Regions from separate parts of the Homo sapiens genome. Here region 1 is linked to region 2. The links are chromatin contacts, found by Hi-C in ENCODE. All regions are on one chromosome and are shown on one strand. Each heading gives the region's core, a stretch centred on a gene start or an enhancer-like site at or near the end of the contact. The rest is flanking DNA. Distances are from core to core; before and after follow the strand shown. Region 1 overlaps COL23A1 (collagen type XXIII alpha 1 chain). Region 2 holds the start of ZNF354A (zinc finger protein 354A).

Region 1 (4,255 bases), core at 1,374-3,873, 270 kb before region 2:
AACAAACAAAAAATAAACAAAACAACGAAGAAGAGTAAAAGGATCAAAATACCATTATTTTACAAATCCTTATAGAATGGATCTGGGCAAGCATGATCAACAGCAGTGAACGTCACAAAAAGGAACACCTTCATTCTGTGCCTCCTGTGGGGCGTGCACCCCACCACTTAATATTCTTACCCCCAAAACCAAACCTGAAGCTCATGCAGCCTGCAGATCTACCCACCAGTTTACAGGAAATACAGGGGCAGAGGAATCTATTAAATGACACCACAGGAAGACAATCATCAAAATCCAGGTGGTGGGAAACTCCAGGACAAGGGACTGAGTTTTCTCAACAAATAAATTGTAAGAAAAAATTAAAGGGAAGGAGGCAAAACCTGTGGGCTAAATCAGACTTCGCAGACTCAAGAACCAATCACAATATGGGAACCTTGACTGGATCCTGATTCAAACCACCAAAGAATCATGAAACAGTTGGGGAACTTGCACATCAACTGGATTGCTATTGGAAATTAAATATTTGTTAATTTTTAATTTGTTTACGTGTAATAAATGGTATTTTGGTGATTTTTTAAAATGCCTTTGACTTTTAAATATTTATACTAAATATTTGCCAAAACAATAAACATGTCTATAATTTGCTTCCAAATTACCCAGGTGGCTAATAGGTGGGAAACAAGATGTTTACATATGAAACAAGAAGAATTGTGATTTAGTAATTGCAGAAACCAGGTGACTGGTATGTGGGGCTCACATCATTCTACTTTCGTACAGTGTTTGAAATTTTTCCATAATAAAAAGGGGGCCCGGGGGCAGTGGCTCACACCTGTAATCTCAGCACTTTGGGAGGCCAAGGCAGGTGGATCACCTGAGGTCAGGAGTTTGAGACCAGCCTGGACAACGTGGTGAAACCTCATTTCTACTAAAAATACAAAACTTAGTCGGGCGTGGTGGCGTGCACCTATAATCCCAGCTACTTGGGAGGCTGAGGCAGGAGAATCGCTTGAACCCAGGAGTTGGAGGTTGCAGTGAGCTGAGATTGTGTCACTGCATTACAGCCTGGGTGACAAAGCAAGATGCTGTCTCAAAAAATTAATATAAAAAGGGTTAGAAGACATTTCAAATAAGATTTTTTTCCCTAAACAATTTAATGACATGGAGAAATGTTCATGATATGGCCAGGATGGAAAAAAGCTACAAAACTAATAGAGAGTGTTCTGTCTTGTTATACGCACACATACAATTTTGAAGCCAAAAGAAGAAAATTCAATACGATGTTAATAACAACTGTTATCTCTTTATGGTGGTATAATGGGTGTTTTTAAAATCTCCTTCTTTATATTTTCTGTTTTCTATTATGTGTATGCCTTAGTTTATAATTATAGAAATAGATTTTTAAAAGCATCGAACCTGGGATTTGTTAGGGAAAGCCCAGCTGTGATGTTCATAGTGTGTTTATTTCTGCTTTTCCTAATCACTTCCAACAGTCTCCTGAACAGCCAAGAACTCAGAGGATTTGCCATGCAGAACCCCCAGATTTTATCAACTAAACAATTCACAGCAGACCTACTACAGAAGCACCTTCCCCAGGCACAGACAGATGGCACCCACAGTTCTTTACCCCAAGGGGAAAATAACCACAAAGAAAAAAGCCCTTGGCAAAGATGAGCATGGCACTGCCCATCCCAGTAGGATGGACCAGCCGTCTAGCCACCGAGACAGGGCAGTGCCAGGTGGGCTGCTGGGATCTGTAAGGAAAGCTCTGTCAAGTGGAGAAAATAATCCTAATAACCTGTTCATCCAAACTGGGAAACATCATCTGGGCTCTCAGAAGAGCTTCTGTGAGAGGGCGAAATAGTAAAAGATGTCCAAATCCTGGTGTGGCTCTCTCCTCTTCTAGACGGGAAAACAGCTTTCAGGTTCCCACTGTTGAGCAGCCTCGGCTTCCCAGATGCTTTCCATGCAGTCTGACAAGTATCCCACCCTAGCTGGCTGCCTTTTGCTTCCAGTGAAAATCCACGGAATCCCTTTGCCCTGCTTTTCTTATCTTATGCCTGTTCCCCTGGCATGCATGGACATTTTTTGGCCTCCACATTTTATAAAAGGTCTTACCAGCCGTATGTTGCTAGGATATATGGACAAAAATAAAAAAACAAGCCCCAGACCATGCTGCCCTGTGGTCTTCAGTCAGTGCGGGAGGGAAGAGAGACACCCAAGATTGCCCCTTCCCCTATTCTATAACATTCAAGTTGTGGGGGTCTCAGCTCATGCCCCCATTTTTTTTAAACGTAAAGAAATAAATAGCATAAACTCCCATGGGAAAGTCGGATGGCAGCCCTTTAAGAGAGCTGCCCTCTAAGGCAGGTTGGGGAACAGAAACAAGCCACTTTACATTTTTGGCAGCAGGACCAGGGGACTTCCACGAAATTGTGCAGAGATGGGAACTGGCTGCAGCCCAGGAGCCGAATTCCTCGTGCTGCTTCGCCCCTCAAGAACAAGTCACTTCTCCCAACCTTGTGGCCACAAGGACTCTCCACAGGAGCATCAGTGTGTGCCCAGGCTGGCCACCGCCACGAGTCCAGCCTGGCCATGTCCTGGTGACCTCTCCTAGCTGTAATGGCTGTTTCCACCACAAGGGGCAGCCGCGGCAAAGACAGGCCCATCACCCACAGGCCTGGAAGAGGAGCTGAGTAGAGTCAGGCCAAGGGACCTGCCATCCCCAGTGCCTCTAGCTTTCTCAAACTGGGCTCTAGCAGTCGCTGGGCCTGGTTAGCCACAGGGAGAGTCCACCCAAGGAGGGCCTATTCGGCATCATGGTGAGCAGGCAATGCCCTCTGAAAGTACAAACCATTTTTTAATAGCTTAGATAACTGTGGGAATGCTTTGAGGGTATTTTAAATGATTTGTCTACTTGGAGAGACCGGAGTAGCCAGCATGCAACAGTCCTTACAAACAGAAGCTCCTGCTGGCTCACGGCCTTGGGCAATTTGCCTCAGTCTCCTCACCTGTAATACAAGGTAGAGAACCATATTCACCTAACAGGGAGTTTGTGAGAGGATAAAATGAAGTCTTGGCAAGCACACAACATGTTCTCCGTACATATTGAGGACACTGGTAGGGTTTTTTATCCTATTCGAAATAACAGGGGTTCAAGACAGCAATGGCATGTTGGAGGAAAATATAGGGGTGCAAATTGGAGAACACAGACAATGAATTCTACACAAGTTCAAGAACAGAAGGAAATGTCAGGGAAGAGGCGGATGAGTTGTGGTACTTCAAGGAGCTGCCGCGAAAGTTCCTGCCCAGGCAATCAGACGGTGCACTGCAAATTGGTTTTGAGTTGGTGAGTTTGCACAGCACTGTGTTCTTGGCACCCAGCACAGCTGCTGGCTCATAGTAGGAGCTTATTAAGCATTTTGGAAGGATGGGAGGAGGGGCTTGTGATATAAGTAGCCATCTACTCAACATTTCCTCTGTGCCATGCATGGTAAACATTTCCACATAATTTAACTCTGGTTTTATTACTGTCATTTCACAGATGACATGGAGTCTCCAAGAGGTTCCCCCCCACCCAGCAATCAGGCCCAATCCCCAACACAGCTTTTAAACAAAAGCAGCTGAGGCATTTACTCTGGTCAGTAATGAAAATTCAACATTCTTCTGTCACTGATGTAACTTATAGGGTGCTTTTCATATTGATTCCTTTTATCTTTGCATTTGAGGCTAAGATAAACCTGTATGCATTTAACTTACTTCAGTCATTTAAAGGAATAAAGAACAAAAGAGAAGAATCTGTATTAAATCAGGCACAACAAGAGGAAGCATTTTTAACAAAACATTATGTTAAGAGCTTCGAGTTTCTATAAATCACCCCCATTGAGTAATCCCCAAATTACTATTGTTGTGCTATTCAGTATCCTCCATCCATAACAGCTGATGAAAATGCACGACCAGGCCAAATACAAAGGTAGAACAATTTTTTAACTTAATTTTGACTCTGCATTACTGAAACAACAAAAACAAAAAAATCAAAACCTTCCGGGATTTAACAAATTTAACTACAAATTACGAGTCAGATCCTCTCAACAATTAGATGCCTGTAGCAAAAGAACGTTTCCCACATCAAATTTCCCAGATTTTTCATTAACAAATGTCCCCATGGTTCCGTCTTCAGAGCTGGAGCCAAAATGGAAACTGGTGTGAAACTTGGTGAAAATTTACGGACAGCAGATGACTGCGGAACGAGGAGGAG
Region 2 (4,077 bases), core at 680-3,179:
GAGGTTGCAGCGAGCCGAGATCCCGCCACTGCCTGGGCGACAAAGCGAGATTCAAAAAAAAAAAAAAAAAAGAGAACCACTAGACACGGGTGGGGAGGGTGGGTGGTCCTCCCTACAGAATCCACCACTCATGAGGGCGGACCAGCTCCTCCAAGAGAAAAGGACTTGGGCTCCATCCTGGCTGGAGATGGTCCCGGGTGAAGAACTCCAGTTAGTGGGGAAAATCCATCCACTGGGATCTGGGAGGGCAATGAGCTCACCTGGGGCCTCGCTTCCCGCTGCCCAGCAGCCATGTCCTCTTTCTGGCTCTCCCGGGAGGACGGCGCAGTCTCCAGAAGGCAGATCTGAGAAGAAAAAGGGAGCCAGGAAGAACCCCTTCTGCTTTCCAGCCCTGGAATCCGCAGCTCTAAAACCCCGACTCCCGCTGAGAAGGACCCCGCGCGCCCTCACAGGGATTCGGGAGGAGCCAGGAGCCCGCGGACCAGAGCAGCGCTGGGCCGCCCGGCCAGGCCCAGGCCCCACAGGCTTGGGGCTTACGGAGGGGACGCTGGAGCCGCAGTGGCAGCAGCGACCCGCTGAGCCCACCAGGGCCAGGGCTCGCCCCACGCCGCTGAGTTCCTCGGCGCCAGCTGGCACTGCCAGCACCCACTGCACCGCTCAGGAAACTGAGGCAGCGCCGGGGCACCTGCCCCGTTCACGCCGCTGCGAGGCGGGCCGGGACTCCCACCACGACGGCCCCGGGACGACTTCCCTCCGCCTCAAGCCTTTCCCAGCCGGTTCCTCTCTCTCCCGCCAACGAATCATCTCCCGACTCCACGGAAAACGGCTTTTTTTTTTTTGAGGCGGAGTCTCGCTCTGTTGGCCAGACTGGAGTGCAGTAGCGCAGTGGCAGGATCTCGGCTCACTGCAAGCTCTGCCTCCCGGGTTCAAGCCATTCTCCTGCCTCAGCCTCCCGAGTAGCTGGGACTACAGGCGCCCGGCTCATTTTTGTATTTTTAGTAGAGACGAGGTTTCACCGTGTTGCCCAGGCTGGTCTCGAACTCCTGATCTCAGGTGATCTGCCCGCCTTGGCATCCCAAAAATCTAGGATTACAGGCGTGAGCCACCACGCCCGACCCCATGTATCCCATTTCTAACACGATGTTTCTTTTTTGAGACGGAGTCTCGCTCTGTCGCTCAGGCTGGAGTGCAGGGCTTGATCTCGGCTCACTGCAAGCTCCGCCTCCTGGGTTCACGCCATTCTCCTGCCTCGGCCTCACAAGTAGCTGGGACTACAGGCGCCCGCCACTACGCCCGGCTAATTTTTTTTGTATTTTTAGTAGAGACGGGGTTTCACCGTGTTAGTCAGGATGGTCTCGATCTCCTGACCTCGTGATCCACCCGCTTCGGCCTCCCAAAGTGCTGGGATTACAGGCGTGAGCCACCGCGCCCGGCCAAACACCAGCTCTGAAGAGGAAAGCGCTGGGTGTCCCGAGGCGGGAGGGGTGGCCGTCCTGGGGACGGACTCGGAAACCGGGGCCCGGCTGCGTCCGCCCTGCCCTCGGGGTCCCGGTGCCCCGAGTCCGCGAGGCCCACATGGAGTGGGCAGGACGGGCCCGGGAGGAAACGCCAGGCCCGGCGTCCACGGCGAGCCGGACGCGGGTGCACCAGCAACGGCGAGGGAGCGCCCCGCGGGGGGGCGAGAGTCCAGATCCCGGCGCGGGGGCCGGTGACAGACGCGGGGGTGCCCGCCAGCGCCCACAAAGGCTTTCGGAGCCTCGGCAGCCGCAGGCAGTCCCCGTGCCGGGCGCCGCCTCCTACCGGCTTGGCCTGCCGCCGACGCTCACCTCCCTAAGCTCGAGCGTCCCGGGCCGCGCCTCCCCAGCCGCGAGGCTCCGGAACCGCCGGCCGGGATGCAGCCTCGCGACCCGGCTCCGCCCCGACGGCGTCTGGGCGACCTCAGGCCCGGCGCCGCTCACCCCGCGGCGCGCCGGGGACCAGGAGGGGCGGGGCAGCCGCTGAGGCCGCTGGGAAATGGAGTCCACGAGAGGACACCTGCATTCGGGGAAGTGTAGTTCCATGCGTTTGAGGCGGGGTCCCGGCTGAGCTGTTACGCGCCCACATGCCACAAGAGGGCCCCTGTGAGCTGGAGGGCCCCAGGTTCCTGGTTATAGGGAAGATAAGGGGAGGTTCGCTGAGGGCAGTAACTTGCAACTCTGTGTCTGTGGGAATTTCGGGAGGGAGGGCGTGGGCGGCAGGAAAACGGCCCAGAACAGACCTAGTGCCCCTCAGTTATTCACCAGAGGGGCACTGAGCACCTGCTGTGTGCCAAGCACGGTTGCAAGTGGTTTCACATGTATCAATCAATGAAAGAAACGTCACTGCCCTGGAGAACATTTTTTTGGGGGGTAGGGAGCAGACAATAAGCCATACACATAATTATATAACATTTTCGGGGATAAATGTGAGGAGAAACAGGGTATGTGGAGGGGTTTCGTCGCTGAGGTGAGAATGGACGAGGACTCCCAGGAAGTGCCTGAAGCAAAGGGGAGGGAGGTGCCAGCTACTGTGAAGCCAACGGATGTATGTATGTATATGTGTGTGTGTGTGTGTGTATATATATATATATTTTTTTTAAACTAAATCTTCTCAGTTACAAAAAGAACACCGGCTCCATTTAGAAAGTTTGGCGCTTCCCTACTTAAGAATATGCCTTGAACATTTGAATTTGTCAATAAATATTCTCCCTCAGTGGCATTTTTGATAGCTTCATTGCATTCCATTGCATTTATTTTTTTAAAAAAAACGTTTAATTGGCTGGGGGCGGTGGCTCATGTCTGTAATCCCAGCACTTTGGGAGGCCGAGGCGGGTTGATCACGACGTTAGTTCAAGACCAGCCTGGCCGAGATGGTGAAACCCCGTCTCTACTAAAAATACAAAAATTAGCTGGGCGTGGTAGCGGGCGCCTGTAGTCCCAGCAACTCAGGAGGCTGAGGCAGAGAATTGCTTGAACCGGGAGACGGAAGTTACAGTAAGCCAAGATTGCGCCACTGCACTCCAGCCTGGGCGACAGAGCGAGACTCCATCTCAAAAAAAAAAAAAAAAAGTAGTTGCCTCTGAGGAGGGTACTGGGAGCTGGAATAATACTTGCACTTGCTATTTAACACCTTGATATACTTTTCAACATTTTGCTTTACCATATGCATGTATGACATGAATGCTTTTAAGAGAGAAAACAATTTCCAGGCTTGCAAAATTGGCTGTATCATTAGCAATACTTCCAGCACCAACATACAGAAACCTTTGCTAACAGTGGCTTGCATCATGACATTTATTATTTGTTTAAAAAGCGATCTAGAGGTAGGCAGAAGGAACTGACCGCAGTTGGTTTGGTGGCTTGATGACATCAGCGAGGGCTCAGTGTCTTTCCGTCTGTCTGCTCTGCCACCCAAAGTTCTGGCTATGGTCTCCACTCAAGAGCCCAGCATAGCTGCTGCTCCAGGAACCAGTTTTCTCACAGCCACATCCAATATCAGGAAGGAAATTACAGAAACAAAAAGGACTAACTTCCACATGATGATCACCTTTTATTTTCTTTTCCAGAAGCCACCATCCCTTTTCCTCCTCCAACCCATTCAGCTCCTTTCCATCCTTCTCTTGCATTTCATTGGCCAGAATTAGGTCACTTCCTCACCTCTGAACCAATCACAGGGAATTTAGTTCACCTGAACTGAAGCAGCTCCATCATATCTCATCATCTGGAGCTGAGCGCATTGCTCACTGAACAAAATTGGTGTTCTTGACAAAGAAGAGGAGGGCAGTGACTGTTAGGCAGGCAGTAACAGGGTGTACCAGGCAGACTGACTGACCAATTAACTAACCAGCTACCATCCCTTATGAGGAGACAACTGCCAGCCTGTCTGTCAGAATCACAAAGCCTGGAATCTCTCACGACGAAAGGCTATACAATCCTGAGGCCTTGGTCCTATGTTAATTTAGTGTGGATTAATCTTTTGAGATAAGACCATTAGTCATGTGTTGGCATCTGCAAATTAACACTGGCTTCTGGGGAGAAACTCTTCAGGAAGAAAAAAATC

Evidence for each region. A loop is a pair of places that touch in the nucleus more often than their neighbours do. Pooled maps may share reads with other maps.
Region 1: a loop to region 2 is called in a map of naive thymus-derived CD4-positive, alpha-beta T cell, with 22 times the contacts of the local background. The contact joins the enhancer-like site here to the promoter of ZNF354A in region 2. A Hi-C loop is called at or near these places in 2 of 168 maps with a recorded cell type or tissue (HCT116 and naive thymus-derived CD4-positive, alpha-beta T cell) and 7 of 50 pooled maps.

The regions. Positions count from the first base shown.
Region 1 is chr5:178,458,673-178,462,927 of GRCh38, forward strand. All of the region lies in intron 2 of COL23A1 (collagen type XXIII alpha 1 chain), which reads right to left. LOC124901148 (a long non-coding RNA gene) reads right to left here. Exons shown (of 2, transcript XR_007059080.1): 1 at 1-4,255. Among named protein-coding and RNA genes, the nearest start is that of COL23A1, 130 kb to the right of the region's middle. Within about 2 kb of position 2,624, at least 6 of the 41 ENCODE cell types and tissues checked have a DNase peak (open chromatin) inside an H3K27ac peak, as active enhancers do.
Region 2 is chr5:178,728,730-178,732,806 of GRCh38, forward strand. It overlaps ZNF354A (zinc finger protein 354A), which reads right to left and starts at 1,930. Exons shown (of 5, transcript NM_005649.3): 1 at 1,827-1,930; 2 at 261-344. The coding sequence starts at 293. RefSeq lists silencers at 1,470-1,699, 1,770-2,109.